Regions from separate parts of the Homo sapiens genome. Here regions 2 and 3 are each linked to region 1. A link is a contact called in ENCODE Hi-C or POLR2A ChIA-PET data. All regions are on one chromosome and are shown on one strand. Each heading gives the region's core, a stretch centred on a gene start or an enhancer-like site at or near the end of the contact. The rest is flanking DNA. Distances are from core to core; before and after follow the strand shown.

What was found. Hi-C counts contacts between places; a loop is a spot of excess contacts on that map. ChIA-PET counts read pairs that join two places held with the same protein, here RNA polymerase II (POLR2A). Pooled maps may share reads with other maps.
Region 2: a pooled map shows a loop between it and region 1 (4-fold over the local background). The contact joins the promoter of ATP8A1 here to the promoter of SMIM14 in region 1. A Hi-C loop is called at or near these places in 3 of 37 single-sample maps with no recorded cell type and 7 of 50 pooled maps. POLR2A ChIA-PET finds 5 or more read pairs at or near these places in 1 of 52 experiments (naive thymus-derived CD4-positive, alpha-beta T cell).
Region 3: a loop to region 1 is called in a map with no recorded cell type, with 7 times the contacts of the local background. The contact joins the enhancer-like site here to the promoter of SMIM14 in region 1. A Hi-C loop is called at or near these places in 3 of 37 single-sample maps with no recorded cell type and 2 of 50 pooled maps.

The regions. Positions count from the first base shown.
Region 1 is chr4:39,637,349-39,640,267 of GRCh38, forward strand. It overlaps SMIM14 (small integral membrane protein 14), which reads right to left and starts at 1,517. Exons shown (of 5, transcript NM_174921.3): 1 at 1,391-1,517. It overlaps SMIM14-DT (SMIM14 divergent transcript), which reads left to right and starts at 1,792. Exons shown (of 6, transcript NR_183845.1): 1 at 1,792-1,946. RefSeq lists an enhancer at 1,459-2,176.
Region 2 is chr4:42,655,552-42,658,470 of GRCh38, forward strand. It overlaps ATP8A1 (ATPase phospholipid transporting 8A1), which reads right to left and starts at 1,554. Exons shown (of 37, transcript NM_006095.2): 1 at 1,274-1,554. The coding sequence starts at 1,322. ATP8A1-DT (ATP8A1 divergent transcript) reads left to right here and starts at 1,972. Exons shown (of 1, transcript NR_186688.1): 1 at 1,972-2,796. RefSeq lists enhancers at 741-790, 1,781-1,990 and a silencer at 1,281-1,750.
Region 3 is chr4:42,637,737-42,640,655 of GRCh38, forward strand. All of the region lies in intron 1 of ATP8A1 (ATPase phospholipid transporting 8A1), which reads right to left. Among named protein-coding and RNA genes, the nearest start is that of ATP8A1, 18 kb to the right of the region's middle. RefSeq lists enhancers at 1,175-1,224, 1,455-1,574. Within about 2 kb of position 1,424, at least 4 of the 41 ENCODE cell types and tissues checked have a DNase peak (open chromatin) inside an H3K27ac peak, as active enhancers do.

The sequences.
Region 1 (2,919 bases), core at 267-2,766:
AAGGATTCCAACTACAGTAGTAAGAAAAAATATCTCAACGGCAAACACTGGAGAAAAGATTCGTTAAGGGGTTCATGTTATACCACAAGGACATACCCTTCAAGGAAATAATCTAAACTCATAACTCTTCCTGGGTTTGATAAGGAGCAATTAACTATCACGTACTGTTGTTCTTTCTTGCTGTTAACCACTGAAACACCTCAATTAATGAGTTCTCGGGGGTGAAGCGGTGTTCTTAAACACCACGTTGGAAAAAAAAAAAAAGTTAGGACAAAAAGGTTTGGTTTTCTGGTCGCAGTGCTGTCGACGGCCGCGGAGAGCGGCAAGTTCGGAGCAGGCTACACTAAAGGAATCTGCGCGGCCAGCCACCCTAAGTGGAAGGGAATGCAAAGCCTCCTGCAACCTCCACAGCGCTGGGCAGCAAGAATGCCTCCTAAGCGTCCCAACACTCCAACACCTGGAAGGTCTTACGCTTTCCAAGTTATAATATGTACAGCTGCTGTTTCTGACAATAACACACACAAACTGGAAGGTCTCTTCTGCAAATGTAGCTATTACGTGTGTGAAGCTCATCCGACTCTCTCGATGCAAAAGTAACACATTCTATTAAGGCCACAGCCTCGGTTTTGCCAACTGGGGCAACTGAAAACATCCTACCGACTCTCTACAGCTAGCAAACCATCTCGGCTAAAATCCTGGCACATATAAACAGCCACTTTGGTGAAGTCTGCCTTTAAACAGCAACACGGGACTTCGGGTAGAGCCGGTAACCAGTTTATCACACACTATTAGTTCCAATAAAGGGTGCTGCTACCTCTTTACTGTCAGCCTTGGTTCCACTTACTGAGCAAACAGAAAAAGGGGATCCTTTAAATTCGCGACACAATAGGAGCTAAAAAGCTCTCGCTTTCAGGGTGTCAGCTTTCTCGTCTCACTTATCACAACAAAGGACGCATCCTAGTGACTTCACCGTACCCAGAAAGGGCTGAGGGAGACGGTAAACAAGATAGTGTGGATTTCAGGATTTGTGAGTTTTTCCTTCCAGCTACGACTCTCTTTTTACTCCATGATACGCCTCCACCCGTCGACAATCTGATCCTAAAAATAAAACCACCCGTGGCTACCTTGCCCTTGCCTGCAAAGCCCCGACTCTGACATCCTGCAGAGAATACCCAATTGCAGGCTCTTCGCGGGGGACGCGGGCTCGGCAGCAGCGGAGCTTCTCCCGGTGCAGAATCGCCAGCCCGGCCGAGGAAACGCCAAGCCCGAGAAACAGCCCTGTTCTGCCGCAGCCGCCGCAGTCCCCGAGAGCCTGAGGAGCCCCCAGGAAAAACTGGGGCGAGGGGAGGGTGAGCCAGCAAACGCTGGTGGGAGAGGGGGAGACACTCACCCGCCCAGACAACAACCGATGGGGCGGGGAGGATGGGGGCCGGGACCGAGGCTCGGCAGAAAGACCGCCTGGAGCTTCCAGAAGGCTGCGGCTGCTCCGGACGCTGCTGCCACTGCCGTTTCTGGCCGCCGGCTTCCTCCCCCTCCTCTGTTTTGATTCGAGTGACCACGTCACTCTTAGCCACAAGACCCGGATCTGCCGGCTCCCGCGGGCGGCGGCGCAACAGATTGCAGCGCCTGGAGACTCCAGCTGCCCCGCCTGCCGAGCATGCGCATGCCCAGCGCCTGCCCTGTGCGTCCCGGGAAGCCGGGCGGGAGCCTGCGGCTTCGGACGCCTACGACACGCTGTGCGTGGGGGCGCGGAGTGCGGGGGATGTAGTTCCGGTTGGGAGGGGCGTGGCTGAGGACTGTGAAGCAATCGGGGCGAGGCCGGGTGTCTGTTCAACTCTCCCGCGTATCGTCTGTTTCTTCGGCGGCGGACAGTGTTCTGTAATGTGTCTCCCGTTGCCCGAGCTAAAGGTTTTCCTCGACGGAGTCTTTAGAATACCGTGGTAGAGGTAGACGCGGTTACAAATTGATGTCTGTTGAGACAGTCTACCCCTGTAAAGTGTTTTTGGTTACTCAGGCCCGGATGGAAATTGGAGATGGGGATTACAAAAATACATCAAATGTGGCTGTTATTGATTCCCTTTACCTTAACATTTTTGCACCGGAAACGACCAAAATTAAGTTCAACAGGAATATTAATAAAAGGAATATGTAGTCGGGCTTGGTGACTCATGCCTGTAATCCCAGCACTTCAGGAGGCAGAGGTGGGCGGATCACTTGAGGTCAGGAGTCCGAGACCAGCCTGGCCGACATGGTGAAACCCCATCTCCACTAAAAACACAAAAATTAGCCGGGCATGGTGGTGCCCGCTTGTAGTCCCAGCTACTCGGGAGGCTGAGGTGGAAGAATCGCTTGAACCCGGGAGGCGGAGGTTGCAGTGAGCCGAGATCGCGCCACTGCACTCCAGCCTGGGTGATAGTGAGACTTTGTCTCAAACTAAATAATTAAAGATATGTGACCAAAGATGACTTGCTGGTCAGGAGATAATGGGGAAGTAGGAGGGAATGCTGTGGCTAGGCAGCCAGCCAGCCCAAGTCTTAGTTGCTTTGGTTGTAGAGCTGGAATAAGAGTGCTGCTTTTACCCAATCTTCCTTTTAGAGCAAGTTGGTGCTTCCTATTCTCCCATTCTAGTCTCTGAGTCTCCCCGCTAAATTTTGGGGGCCCTGGAAATTTCCCAATTTGGCAAAATGCAGAACTATATTGTTTTCTTAGGTCCTTCAGTTGGCAAGCTTTAATTAAAATGGGACAAGTGGCGAAGTAAAAGTGAATCCCAAACAAAGATTTTACGAAAGTGCCTCTCTGCCAGTCTTGACGGAGAGGTGAAAGCTGCAAGCTTTCTTACTCAGATTTGATGACCTTTTCACTTACCCAGACTTCCACCTCAGCAATTTGGTTAATTACCCCTCGACAAGCTGAATCACC
Region 2 (2,919 bases), core at 304-2,803, 3.0 Mb after region 1:
TAATGTATTCAACTGTGTATGTAAAACTATAATGCCCTATATAAGTATTTTTTGGGTATTACAAATGACAGCATGTACCGAATTCCTATGTAGTACACAGGCCAGTTTTGAATCTTGCTTCGTCTTCTCCCCACAGCAGTTTCATTTAATATTTCCTAAATACTGCAATCAGAAAATTTCAGGGACCCTATTTTTACAGGGAGCCCCTAAGGAGAAAAAATGGCCTGTCTCCATCCCTGAAATCCAATTCTCCTAACTTATATATTTTTCTAAAACCACTTCACCACCTGTCTCACATTAAAAGATGGAGGTGGGGAGGAAGAGTGGGAATCAGCGATGATGGCAAGATAGATTTCTGAAAAACATGTTATTCCACCCTCTGCAGGATTCAAGTACAGGTTTATGGGAGAGGACAAACAAACCTTGGGATATTTACAGTCTTGGCTTTGACGCGAGCAAAATCAAATAATATTTACAGAGTGCCTGCCACATGGCAGGCAGGATGTTGAGGGCTCCTCGGAGACGATGAAGAGTCTGGGCCCTCGGAAAGCTTACTTGCTTCTACCCCGGAGCATCTGTTGCTCAGTGTTGACAACCATGGCCATTCAAGAGCTGGCCCCAGGTGGAGCAAAGAAAACAGCTTCCACCTGGCTGAAAAGTCAGCTCAGCTGGCCGAAGTGAGGGTTTCGGGCAAAAGGGAAACACAAAAACGAAACCTCAGACGCGAGCCGGTGGGACTCCGCTGCAGGAGGCAGAATTGCAGAAGCTGTAATGCAGGGAACCCACTCGGCACCCGACCCCGATGAAGGCTCCCCGCGCTTCGAGAGCCAAGGGACTACGGATCAAAGGATCCTGCAGCCGGGGAAAAGCAAACTCGCTTCGCTGGGAGCTCAGATAGGGGGTTGCAAAACGGTGGGCGCCGGAGGCAGGGGCGGCGGGCTGGGGATCTGCTGAGTGGAAATCGAACTGGTGGGGAGGGAGGTGGGCAGGGCGAGTGAGCTCAGTGACTGGGACCTAATGGTCACACTGCGGTGCAAAGCACGCCTCGGGGCTCCCGCGGAGAACACCCATTCGAGGGTACTGGAGCCTGGAAAGGGTCTGCGAGTACACTGGGGGCAGCGCGGGGGGAAGGGTCCCCTAGGGGCCGGGCGCGACAGTCGGACTGCCGCCGGGGAAGAGGTAGGATGCGGTCTCTTCCAGGATAAACACACACGCTCACACACACACTCGCTTCCCGACCCCGGGCTAGCCCCGAGCCTCGGCGGCCCCTTACCTTCGGCGCGCGAGCGGATCTCCGACACGGTCCTCCGCATGGTGGGCATCGCGGCGGCGGCTGCAGGTGGGTCCTCAGCCCGGACTCTGCACCTGTCACGGCGTGGTACACGCGGGAGACCCGGCTGCGCCGCGCAGAGCGCTCAGCTGCAGCCTGGGCCGCGCCGCCGCCCACCTAGGGCAGAGCTGCCGCCGGGCGCGGCCCCCGCACGCCGACAGGAGGAGGAGAAAGGCAGCGGTGGCGGCGAAGGTGGCGGCGCCCGCAGAGCTGGGCGAGCTCTTGCTGCAGCCGCGGAGGGGCGGCTCGGCGAGGGGCGGAGCTCGGGCGCCGGCGCCGGGGGAGGGGCCTGCGGGGCTCGCGCTCCCCCTCCCGCGGCCGCTCAGCAAGGAAGGCGGGTGAGGGGCGGGGAGAGCCAGGGGGAGCCTCCTTCGCCCCGCCCCGCCCCGCTTCGGACCGTATCACGACTCAAAGGGGGGATCAACTCTTAGCCTCCTTAGTCCTCCAGCGTTTTCGCTCCGCCCTGTGGAGTTGGTTGACCCGGTTCCTCCTCCAGGCCACTCGGACTCTCTCACATCTTGCTCAGAAAGGAAAGACTGCTCTGGCTGCTGCATTCTCACGAATCCCCTCCCGCTACCCCTGGCTTTTGATCGCAGTGGAGCCGCCCGTCGTCCGGAAAGAGCTGTTGGGTCTGAGCCGGCAGGCGAAGGCGAAAGGGTCTGGGACTACAAGGTTTAGCTCCCAGCCAGAGCAGGAAAGGAACGACTGACTGTTCGCCATCTGGGTGTAATTCTAACCTCTCTGCACGCCCAGCCCGACTCGTGGCCTGAGCCGCACTTGTCCTCCTGCCTCGCCCACTAGCAACAGGCTGCCAGGTCGGGAGGCCCCTGGTGCCCATGGTGCTCTTGTCCATGGGGCTTGGGTGCATCTGGGCCCCGCCTGCAAGTGGGCCCGGTGCATCTCCCTAGTTCAGGCTCTGCAGCCTGACAAGGCACTGAAATAGCAATTAAGCCAACTAAGTATTGGCCCAGGTGGTTCACAAAAGACTTTTTTTTTTTCTTTTAGTTAAATCTGCATAAAGTTGGATGCAGTCGTTTTATCTGCAAAGGGGAGAGGAGTCTTTGTATAAAATCCATAAATATGTTAAATTTTAATTTGCCGATGTCCTTCAGACTATCATAGCCTCATTACCTTTTATTTTGTATACCGAGATCTATGCTAAAAAGTTGTCAAAACAAATACTTCACCTTCAAGTTAAGATGTAAGGTTTTGTGCTGTTTCTGGCGAGCTGCTGAACTGGCAGGAAAGGAATAAACCAGAAACAATAAATCAGAAGCAATTTGCTTCTTCCCTCATTTCATGCTCTTCCTCCAGCAACCAGCGAAAGAGATCCTCACATAGAGGCCTTTTATTTGAGATCTTTTCACATCCTGAAGGGAGAGAGCTGGAGAGGTTTGACCTGAGAGAGAAGTGATTATTTCCAAGCCTCAGGAAAAAATGAAATAAAATCTGCTAATAGCGTCCTATCTCCATTTGTGGTATTTCTTCTGCTTCCTGCAGGTAGCACTTGCTAATCAGAGCCCTGCCCTACATTAATACTCAGGCAGTCAATGCATATTTATGAAGAGCCCACTCTAGTTGGCTCTGAT
Region 3 (2,919 bases), core at 174-2,673, 3.0 Mb after region 1:
CTCTCCCTTTAACTCTGTCCTTTGCTGGTCTATTACACCTCAACAGTATTTCCAGTTCAGACATTTCTCTACCCCTTCAGCCTTGTTGGATGCTACTTAAGTGTCAAAATACTCTCCTTGGCCATTCTTCTTTGAAGGGATACCTACAAAAGTTTTGAATATATTGTCTATGTAAAAGACCATCATACATCTGACACTAATCTTTTGAGCTATATGCTTAGTTCAATAATAATAAATGCTATGCATGCTTATGTACAGAGGATGGGACAGGCACAAGGGTATGGGTAAGTATCTATTAAGTATGCTACTCTAATATGGGGAAGTAACATGAATGACCCTTCAGGAAAGTCCCTTCTGTGCACTAAATGTTTGCTAAATTTTCTATTTCAATATAAGGCATCCAAAAATTCCCAGAAATTTATAGTCTTGTCTCTATCCTAATAACCACTAATATATTTTGTCATCAGGACCTGTCATTAGGAGACATGGTAAATGACATGTTTCTTTAAGTGCCTTTGAGGGAATTGATTTAAAAATAAACAAGTGTAAAACACACCACAGCAGTTATTGTCTAAAAAAGGAAAAAAAGTAATGGCTTAACATTTCTTGAACTCACGCTAAATTGCGACAAGCCCCTGAAGTAGCACTACAAATTCTAAGTGGTGGATTCTAAAGAGTACTCCTGACATTCAGAAGAAAGGATATCCTTAAGCAGTATTACAAGGAAATCTATAGTATGCCTAGAGTTGGGCGTCACACATAGTAAACAGTCAATCTTGTTGGCAGCCAGCCTTGGATATTAACCTAAAATAATAGTCATCTTCGGCATGCTGAATTGCTTGGAAATAATAAAACATTTACTAACGCCATTTCATGCTTAACTGGAAAAGGAACCAGAACAATGAAAGACAGAAGGAATTTAATGACATCTCCTTGGGAATAACCCACAGATAACTTTATCTGACAGAAGAATTAAATAGTATATTTGCCAACATAGATGTTTAAAAATTGACACAGAAGCAGACTGCACCAGAAACGAGGGGTTGCAACCACCAGACATCTACCAAGCATCTCCTAGAAGTCTCAATTAGCTTAAAGCACCACTGACTTGCAGTGGCATTAAGTTCACCTCTAAAAATGCACAGGAAACAAGGCAGACTGACACTACGGACTGGATTCTAATCCAAGCAAAAGTGGTAAAGTAGTAATGATACTCTTCAAAAAATAACTGTATCAAAGAGTTTTTGACTGTCAAAGGGGAATACCAGGCCATGTCAGATATGTATTCTGGATTTCAGGAGGGCACATTTCAATTTATTATCAAGACCCACAAAGTGCAGAAGCCCCAACAGCTGTCCAAACCCACATGCTGAGTAATTGTGGAAGGCCCTGACAAGGCGGGGAGGTGGTCAGGGAGGGTTGAAGGAGTTGTATTTAGAGACCACTGCTGCTTCACAGGAAGTACTTGAACAAGCACAAGATTAAAAAAAGATCACAGGAAAGGTTGAAAATAGATAGGTTCACATGTTCAACAGTGAATATTAACAGATGCACAGACATCTGAGACTGGAGGAAAGGTGTTGTAAAAAACGTTAGAGACCACTCGATTTTTCCCCCTTTCATCTGGGACACAAAGAATTGATGAGATGAGCCTGCTGCCTAGAATAGATGATACAATGTTGTTAACAGATAATAAAAGGCAGAACTTCTCAGCTCCAACATCTACTTTGCTTCAATCGTCTATCAAGGATAATCATCTTAAGACTGGAAAGGTTAGAATGAACATTAGTTCGAAGAACTAAACCAAAAGACAAGGTAGGGGATTATTTTAAGAGGGAAAAAAAGAAAAATCAGCACCTAACTGCTCTAAATGAATTCCTAGCCTATAGTAAATACATATATGTATGTGTAGGTATATATAATTATTTTCTAACCTACAGAACTGTGAGAACCTGCAAAATAGTTAAGTGAACTGTTACTAATCAGAGAAGAACTATGGTGAATGAGAGAGGAACTAAAAGATGAAGACAATTTAGTCATCGTTCAGTATGCATGGGGGATTGGTTCCAAGACCCCTTACCAAATCTGCAGATGCTCAATTACCTTATATAAAGTGATGTAGTATTTCAAATAACCTACACACATCCTCTTGTATATTTTAAATCATCTCTCGATTACTTATAATACCTAACACAATGCCTACACGTCATTTGCATGGATTCAACATAGTACTTGGTGTGTGGCAAATTGAAGTTTTGCTTTTTGAAACTCTATGGAATTTTTTCTGAATACTTTTGATCCATGATTGGCTGAATCCATGGACGTGAAACTCAGGGATAAGGAGGGCCACCTGCACTCTCCCAGTGTTCTAAAAAGAAGATGGATCATAAAGATCATAAACCACTGTTTTTTAAAATGGGAGTCTACAGATGTGCTTTCAAAGTTCACAGATTTACAAAATGAGATCCACTGCTTCTAAAGGATTTTTGGGAAAGATCTGAAAATTCAGAAGTTAAAAGAACATTTCTGAGAATTCAGTTAAACATGGAACTGAGCTTAATTATTTTGAAAGCAGTGTTTCTCATACAAAGAATATATTCTCAAAGACCAAAAAGAAATGTTTCCTCTAAAAAAGGTCCTTTACATTAGATAAGTCTGAATAATAATGCTATTGGCCAATGAGTTTGAGGCCAATGCTAGTCAAACATTAAGTGCAGCTGATTAACAGACTGCTTAAAAGGGAGGTGGTGACTGGTGGGGATCAGTAAGCCTCCACTGACTAAATCCCTTTTCTTTCTTTTCAAAAATAGAACCCTCAGCATCTGGATTTCAAGAAGGCTTTTGTGTAGGCCCTATTGTTATAAATGAAGACACACGATTCCATGATTATGAAACAATGTGGATTCACAACTATGTAGC